Linked DNA regions of Mus musculus: region 2 is linked to region 1. Evidence: chromatin loops called from intact Hi-C (ENCODE). Cell type or tissue: heart. All regions are shown on one strand. Each heading gives the region's core, and the rest is flanking DNA. Links, peaks and the distances in the headings are about the cores only. Region 1 holds the start of Srrd (SRR1 domain containing). Region 2 holds the start of Tpst2 (protein-tyrosine sulfotransferase 2).

Region 1 (4,387 bases), core at 159-4,158:
CGAATTGAGAGCACCTGCAAGGGGGAAAGGTCTACACTGTAAAGGAGAAAGTGGGATCCGTATACAATCTAGCCATCTTGATGACTAATAGCACTTAGGAGAGCCATGCACTTCCCACCTTACTTAATGCTCACAACTACACTGCAGGATATACACACCACCACCTCCACTGCAGTGTTCAGTGCCAAAGACACAGCTCTGAGGAAGTCAGCACCAGAACCCACCACAAGCAAGACTGTGAAGCAAAATGTCCTTGGATGGAGAGTGTCCTTTGTCCACTTTCAGGTAGCCCCCCTTCCACTCCCACACCTCCCCTACTAACCCCTACTCACCCAGTGCCGAACTGCAGAAATCAGAGATCCGCAGGTCCTCCCTGTTGAGAAGACATGGCCTGCTCATCTCCCTTCTCTTTTGTGCCATCTTAGCCCCGACCATGAGCCAGATGCACGGGGGATGGAGGACCCTCTGATACAGAGCCAGCCCTTACTGAAAGACATTCCCATGGCCTGGATGTAGATTGCTGAGTCCTTTTATAAAAAGGACCTCCATCAAGAGGCCCTGGTTTGCCAAGGGATGGTCTGGGTGTGTTCTACTACTTTGGCATGGCAGAGATGCAGTTCAATAAATAAAGTCCTCAGACTTTCCCTTTATGATGGGAGTGTCCTCTCAAGACTGGAGAGTAGCAGGGGGAAATGAATGAGCTACTCAGCAGGAACTCAATAGCTTCCCCACTATAAATAACGGTAAAAAGAAGGTCAAAGAGGAAGTCCAAGGGTCTGGTCAGCTGGTTTCCACAGCCTAAGGCAGAACAATCAACAGTGAATTTAAGTATGCCAGAGGCAATGTTTAGGGACAAAGAGGAGAGAAACTGCCCCCAGGCGACCTACATTCTTCTAAGGAAAGAAGTGCCCGATAAATCAAAGTACTCTGTAATATTCTAAGTAGCCCTGAATCAGATTCTCTATGCTCAGGAGTGATAACCACACCCCTGGAAGGATGCTGGGAGAAGCAGGGCATTCTGGGAGATTCTGAAGCAGCTGAGGAAACAATGACTATCTGGTGTGCGCCTTGAAGAGTTCAGGTCCTAGACACCTATGTCTCACTAATCTCGAGACTTTAAGGCACTGCTTGCTTCTATCTGTCCTCTCAGCTGCACCGCCAGTAATTTATGTTCAGAGGTAACTTCTGGGTCACCAATGCTTTTTAAGTGTAACTTGCCCCCCTCATCACAGCCCTTCTGACCCATACAAAATGCTACCAACATTTCTAACTTAGCCCTGTAAGACCAAAACTAGAAAAGGCAAGAACACGGTGTAGCCTGTGTATGGTGGGCACCGTCTATGTGCCCTGTAAGAAGGTACAGACCAAGTGCTGGGGAGATGGATGTAACATAATAGAGTACATGATAATGATTAGGTGGAAGCATGGGGTTTGAAGTCACCAAGGCCTGGGCCTGAAACAATGATCTTTGTATGTCTCTCGGAGTGCCCAGGATTCCAGTGAGCCTGTGAAATACATAGGCTGCAAAAGTCTGCGCACACAGCTGCTGCTCAGTAAACCATTGATGCAAATGTTGACATCTGTGTTTGCTGCAACCTCGATTTACAATACGGATAATAACCAATGTGGTGTGTGGCCCACAGCAAAGACGGGATATCCTCCAATTCAGGGCTGCTGGGCTAGCCTAAGCTATAGTACAAGATCCCGCCTCCAAATCCAGAGCTGATGATTTATAGGGTAAAGGTTCTTGCCACCAAGCCTCACATTTGAGTTTGATTGTCCTAACCTATGCAGTGAAAGCAGAGGTCTTCTGAGCACCTTCTGACACCCTCCTCCCCCACCTCGAGCTTGGGTGCCAGGGAGTGCTCTACAGTCACATCACACAATCCTCTGAGCATCCCTACGTAATGCTTAAACCCCCATCTCAAAGGTGGCAGACAGGGACACAGGATGATAAACTGCCGCAGCCGCAGCGAATGGGAATGGCAGCTTTACTGAGAGCTTGCTACAGTGACACCGGAGGGAGAACTCAGCCTTTCCCAGCGGGTTGGCACACCCATTTCCAGGTTAGGGACACTGAGGCTGGAGTTGCCTCTCGGCGCTGCACTCACTCGGCCTCCCGCAGGCGGCGTAGCACCGCTTCGCCGTCCGCCTCCGGCTCGGCCCGGGGCCCCTCGCCCGGCCGCGGTCGCCTTCCCGCCGCGCGCTTCCTCCTCCGCGGAGCCACCGCGCTCCAGGGCTCGAGAGCCGCCGCCGCCATGCTCTGACGTCAGCAGAGTGCGCCAGAGCGGCCGCCGTGCCGCCGACGTCACAGGCTGCGTCACACCTCACGTCATCGCCAAGCCCCCACCGGCGGGAGGTGGGTCCGCGCGTGATCGCGGGGCTGCCGGGCGGGCGCAGGTATCGGGGGTTTTCCCGCGGGCGGCCAGACAGAGCCCGGGGTCCCGGTGGGCGGGCGGGCGGGCGAGCCTGATCCACGCGATCGGGCCGCAGGGTTCGGGGCTCCTGACCAGCGAGGGACTTCCCTCCGTCCCCGCGCGCACCCGCACTGTCCCCCTGCCTGTACTCTTAGGGTGTCATGGCCTCTTTAGGTCCCTTACACAATCACTGACCTCATCGGGACCTTTGAGAACTCGCTGTTAGGTCCTCCGAGCAGGCCTCAGGGAATGGGAGGGGTGGTTCCAGGAACAGAGATGCCCTGCACAGTGTGCTCGCCCTGTGTTTGCTGCAGAACGAGGTGTGTGTAGTTGAGGTGACTGATATTTAAGAGGCCTTTTCGGGTTCGTGGGGGATGCCCCTCGGGCACTTCCTTCTTCCTAAGAGAGTTTACTCGCTTTTAAGAGAGGGTCCTGCTTTGTAGCCATAGCTTGCCTGGAACTCAGCAATCTGCCTGTCTATTTCCAGTGCGCTGGGATAAAAGGCCTAAACTACCATGCCTGGCTCCCTCCCTAAGAGACTTCAACGTACTATTTCCACAGGTGGCAGATTGTGGCCAGCTTTAGAGATCCTGTCCTTGAAGGAATTAACCAGAAAAGTGGGATTAAGACTATAGTCTTAATGAAGCCAGGTGGTGGTGGCGCACACTTTTAACCCCAGCACTTGGGAGGCAGAGACAGCCTGAGTCTACAGAGTGAGTTCCAGGACAGCCAGGGCTATACAGAGAAACCCTGTCTCGAAAAAACAAACAAACAAATAAACAAAACAAAACAAAGACTATAGATGAAAATGACGGAAGGCTTGTCAAGGAAAAGGATTAAATTATTTTTGTGTTTCCTCCCAGTGTTATCCACACAGTGAAATAAGACTGTCAGAAAATTTCAGCCTCGTGGATAGTAATTTTAATGCCTGTACCACCTGTTTCTGGACAGTTCTCTTGGAGGAGCGAAGAATCAGAGTGAGGCCAAGACTCTTTTCTGGCAGAGTATTCCATGATACACTGAGTTGTCTTCCCCTCTGTCAAAGTTCTCTCTTGCACTCTGAAGGGCTGCGCACATTCTGATTAGGCTCCTGAGTGCCAGTTCCTTAATTTTGGGACCATTTGACTGGTGTGGTCCCTTACACCCAGTACCTTCTACACTCGTCGTCTGGTTTCCCTTCTGCAAAGCTATTTTCTGCTGAAAAAAAAAAAAAGGCCTTTGAAGTATCTGCTACCCGAACTCTTTTTATTCTAAAACACAAGCTCTGAAGGCTGCTTTGAAACCAAGTGTTTATTGAACCTTGTGGGTCACATGAGTGGTCACAGGTTTCTGAAAGAATTGATTCTTTGTTTTTCCTCAGAGCTGAGATACTGGTGTGTGTGTGTGTGTGTGACCTGGGAACTTTGGACCTTTTGAAGAAACTCACTGGATGGCTTTGGACTGTACACAAAGTCAGAGATCCTATCAGAAGCTGCCCTGCCCATCCAGCATGCTTCTCCTTGCTGTGGCACTCCCTGGGGGGGAGTTGGAACAGATTCCAGTGTAGACAGCCATACAGATGCTCCTGAAAGCAGCTCACAGATGGTTGAGTTAATCTAGTCCACCTCCAGTCCTCCTGGACTTGTCAGCAGTGCAGAGATACTTCTGGAAAGGAACCTGCCCCGAAGGGAAGTTGCCTTTTCATATTGATTCAAGAGTGAACAAGAGGCAGAAACCACCTGGATGGTCCACACCTGGCATCACTGAGCTGGGGACACCAGTTGGGGGACAGAGAACTGCTTCTAGGAAGAACACCAGATGAAGAGGATGAAGCCATCTGGAGAGTAAATGGCCACCACCACTCCCCCAGAGACAAAGTCAGCAGCGTGGTGAGTGTCCAGGCCTGCCTGGAGCTGCTTCCAGGATCATTTGAGTGAACCGGAAGCCTCAGCTGGCTAGTCTTACTGTTCTTAGAGCAACCTCATTAAATG
Region 2 (4,387 bases), core at 286-4,285, 66 kb before region 1:
AGCAGAATCCTTCCTCTGCATCCTTTGCCTACCCTGGGATGCTTAACCACCCCTGGGATGAGCCAAAGCCCTTACCTGCTTGTTCCTCCCTAAAAGCACCCCAAGGGGGTCTCTACAGAAATCTTATCTAGCCATACTCTTCCCTGATGAACATGGACCCTGTCTCCATTTCAGCAGGATCCTGTGGAGATAGATGCCTTTCCACAGTGCACAGGAGCCAGGCCACATCCTCCCCTTCCACCACATCCTGCCTACCTGTCTTCAAGCAAGGCCCCAGGCTGACCTCCTCCTTTCTGGATCCTGCCCCCCCCCCCCCCCCGGGCCCTGCTGTGACTAATGTTCTTTTCATGACTAGTTGCACAGGCCACCCTGCCTGTGCTTTGGGTCATGAGGTAAGCACCTCATTTTTTCCTCCCTGGACTAGTTTTGGAACCTACTCTTGCCTGGCCAGTTCCAGACCCTGCTGGGAAGGCTTGTTGAGGGGAATCCAGCTTACTTGTGGAATCATAAAGCTCAGAGAAAGCCCTCAGCGGAGCAGAAGTCCCCTTCAGGCAGACCTTGCTCTTTGATCTTTCTTCACCCATAAATAGTATAAAACTCCCAGAGCTGTGTCGTTAGTCACAAAAAAAAAAAAAAAATCTCAAATATGCACTCAGTAAATGCTATGTTGTGTGGTTTCATTTTTGGTAACTGGCTTCACCAAGACGGGGACTTTGTCAGCCCAGCATCTCCCACAGGGCAGGCACTGTTTTATAGACTACATGAATGAATGAATGAATGAATGAATGAATGACAAACACATATCTGTGTGCCTTGCTTTGTCTGGCCTGTAGAGATATTTGTGTTAGTTGTAACTAGTATAAAAATGAATTTCATTTAGTTTTGTACAGGTTTGGGGTATACGGTTTCACAACACCCTGGAAGGTCAAAGGATTTGTTTGGGTGGGAGGGGTACGTCCTTGTATGATGTGGGTCCCTCATCGAACTCATGTCGTCAGACTTAGAGGCAGGCGCTCTTACCCACTAAGCCATCTCGCAAACACCAGGATTTTATTTTCAATATTTATTTTTATTACTGTGTGTCAAGGCACACGTGTGGAGGTCGGAGACAACTTTGTGGAGCCGGTTCTACTCTTCCATCTCTGCACGGGTTTCGGGGATTGCAAGCGTCTTTACCAAACGAGCCATCTAATGTATTTTAAAATGGTAAAACACACCACAACTCGTGCGCGCGCGCGCGCGCTGTAAACAGAGGCTATAGAGGACGCAGCGAGAGGCTAGCCTACACCTTCTCCTTTGCTCTGCACACCTTGGGCTGGCTCCTTTCTGGGACCCAATCCTGTACCTATAGTGCACACCCCTGCGCTGACGGACAGCCATCCCGCTCAGCGTCTGAACGCCAGCTTGTGGCTGCGCCCTCAAGGATGCCGTGCAGAGGAGGAACGCCCTGCGTAGTTAAAGGAGCCAGAGCAGCAAGCTCTAACGGCAGGGGCTCCGCCCCCGGGGAGGAGATGAGGGCGGGGCAACGCTGGAAGGGGCGGGCTCTCTTGGCCACACCCCTTGCGTCATGGCGCTAGAGGGGAAGCTAGGGGAGGGGGAGTGGCGGAGGCCGTGCGTGTGGGCAGGGCCTATCTGGGTCCCGCCCCCAACCCTCTGGGCAAGCCTGGAGTGTCGCGGCTCTAGCGATAGACGTTGGGGGCGTGGTCAAGCACTAGGCGACAGGGGCGTGATCACGAGTGGCTCCGCCCCTTGCGTCACGACACGCGGCCCCGCCCCTCGCGGCGCCTCCCTGGCGGCCGGCAGGGAGCCGGAGTCTGCGCGGGCGCCGATTTGGGCACGGTAGGTGGCAGCGGCCTCGGCCAGTACCAGGTCAGGGCTGCGTGGCGCGGTCCGGACGGTGGGCGGCGCGGACAGGCCTGGTCGCCGCGGGAGGACGCGCGTGGCCTGGAGCCCCACCCGCGCGGCGCCGCGGGGAAGTTAACTTGCGGAGGTCGCGGCCCACGGTGGTTCTTAAGAACGCGTAGACCTCTCTTGCTCTGCCCTGTTTTGCTTGCTTCCTGCTTCACACGTGGGAAACTGAGGCCTGGGGTCACGTGCCCGGGCGCTGGGACTCACAGCTAGGACGGGGCAGAAACTCTCCCGCGGGGTTTTGTGCGCGCGAGCGAGCGTGTGACCCTCCCCCCTCCCCCCAGAGGTGGCTGCCCCTGTACCCACTGCTCCCGGTGTTCATACTGTTCCTTGCCCTCCCCAACCCCTTGTTTCTTTCATTCTAGCAGGGATGCCCGATGGTTAGTTAGGCCCAGCTTCTGCATTGGGGCAGATCGGGCTGGGAGGCTCCGGCTTAGTATTGGGGACATGCCCTTTCTCCAGCCTCTGTTTCCGGACATACAGAACTGGGTTTGTTTCGTTACCCTGAAGAAGCTGTTAAGTTATTTGTGAACCGCTGTACCCGCCTTGCCTCGCCTTGGGCTCATTCCATTTACCATATCTTGTTTTAAAAACCGTATCTAAGGATTTTTTTTTTTGTAACACTTTTTCTGAAGGTCTGATCCACTAACCATATAAATCTTCTTTTGGAAGTAAACTTTAGGTGGTTGGTGGGTTTTAGGATGCTCACATTACGCACTGATCCTCGTCTACTTTTAGAACATTTGTACATCCCCCAAAGCAGCAGTCCCTAACCCTCAACTCCCAAACCTCTTTCCCCAGACCCCGGCTCACCTTCATCTACACTACTATCTGTCTATGGATTTCTCTGCTCTGGGTGGTTCTGTGTATGGTTCCTCATGTGCATAGTATTTCCTAGTGTGGATATTGTGTGTGTGTGTGTGTGTGTGTGTGTGTAGTCCATTGGTTTGTAGATGGACAGTGGGTTGATGTTCCTTTATGGCTGTGATTAGTATTGTTGCTGGGAATACACACACTGTATTTCTCTTTTCAGTTTTGCCTAAATTTCAGGATCCCTTTAAAGTTTAACCTATTGAGGAGCTGCCAAACTCCCAAAGTGCCTTACCACTTTACTGCCTCTGGAATGTGATGGTTATGATGATATTTGTGACCAAGTCTTATCTACCTCAAGCTGACCTTGAACCCCAGACTCTCCGGTTTCAGCCCCGGAGTGCTGGAATTAGAGGCTTGTGCCACTTGCCTGGCTTGAGGTTTCCCATAAATTCTGAATATGTTTCGTTTCTTCTGAAACATCAGCGTCTTCCTGGCTTCAATGCATTTGTTATAAATGATTTCCTAGTTCATTAGTGCTCTGAGGGGTACCCTGCATGTCATCCGGGCGGTTCCTGGGACCTGCTAGTAAGCAGCAGTGGTGAGCAGATTTGTGGTTGACAGCTTCAGTACCTGTTGGGGTTAGGGCCTGGACCTGCCCACCCTCTTCCTGTGCTGGGGGAGGTAAGGTTATAAAAGAGAGTCACTGTGCTTCCCACAGTGAGGGGGGGGGTGCGCGTTCATGTGTGCATGTGTGTGTGTGTGTGTGCAAGCTCCGTCGAGAAAGTGTGTATTGAGACAGGGTCTCCTGTGACTCGGGCTGGCCTTCACGTCACTATGGAACTGAAGATGACCTTTAGCCTCTGTTCCTCCTGCCTCCACTTCCTGAGTGCTATACAGGTGTGCATCGTGACACCTTCTGCATTCAGTGCTGGGGTGGAACCCAGAGCCTCCGGCAAGCTAGGAGATCGAGCTTCCAATAGAACTGAACTCCTTTTATAATTATTGTGGGTGGTGTGTGTGTCTGTGCACGTGTAGGGTCTGGGGAGGCCGGCAGTTGATGTAGGATGCCTTTCTCTGTCGAGCCTCATCTTGTTTTTTGAGGCACAGTCTCTTGCTTAACCCAGAACTTGCCATTTTGCCTAGAATGGCCGGCCAGGGAGCCTCTGGGACTAATTTATAACTCCAACTCGGGGATTGCAGGCACACGCTGCTGAACTCAGATTTTTTTTTTTTTCTTTTTGAAACAAGACCATACTGTGTAGCCTTTGGTTGACCTGCATCTGACAGATATCCACGTGCCTCCTAACTGCTGGAATCAAAGCTGTGTACCACCACACCCAGCCTTTTCCAGGCATGCAGAGACCCAGTCTCTGTTCCGCAGGCTAGCCTAGCATGATCTCTTACCCAGTGAACTATTTCCATAGCCTTGAGCTACGTTCTTGAAGGGAGTCCGATTTCTGAACGTCAGTCCAGGCTTCTGGTAGTTACCTGTTGCAGGGTTTAAAACAGCATTGCCCTACAGGTCCTGCATGGTGTCATCTGGCTGTGGCTGGTGACAGAACTGGGGAAACAGAGCCCCCGGCACTTAGTGTAGCTCCACCGTTCTCCACAAGTTCCTTGGTGAAGAAAGTAGTCTAGGAATCAAGGGAGCTCCCTGGGCCTCGAG

What was found. Hi-C counts contacts between places; a loop is a spot of excess contacts. Peaks named below come from ENCODE experiments on the same cell type or tissue, not always from the same donor. Only the 100,000 strongest peaks of a DNase experiment are listed, where the experiment ranks them.
Region 2: a loop joins it to region 1, with 2.2 times the contacts of the local background. A loop is called at or near these places in 3 of 42 quality-filtered maps.

Annotation. Positions count from the first base shown.
Region 1 is chr5:112,340,764-112,345,150 of GRCm38, forward strand. It overlaps Srrd (SRR1 domain containing), which reads right to left and starts at 2,277. Exons shown (of 7, transcript NM_001359388.1): 1 at 2,112-2,277; 2 at 333-373. The coding sequence starts at 2,260. It overlaps Hps4 (HPS4, biogenesis of lysosomal organelles complex 3 subunit 2), which reads left to right and starts at 2,332. Exons shown (of 14, transcript NM_001359853.1): 1 at 2,332-2,400; 2 at 3,281-4,285. The coding sequence starts at 4,245. In heart, for the core only: a CTCF peak has its summit at 2,112; a DNase peak (open chromatin) is centred at 2,318; H3K4me3 peaks cover 1,837 bases; H3K27ac peaks cover 1,541 bases.
Region 2 is chr5:112,274,933-112,279,319 of GRCm38, forward strand. Tpst2 (protein-tyrosine sulfotransferase 2) reads left to right here and starts at 1,813. Exons shown (of 7, transcript NM_009419.5): 1 at 1,813-1,839. In heart, for the core only: a CTCF peak has its summit at 1,848; a DNase peak (open chromatin) is centred at 1,599; H3K4me3 peaks cover 2,496 bases; H3K27ac peaks cover 1,652 bases.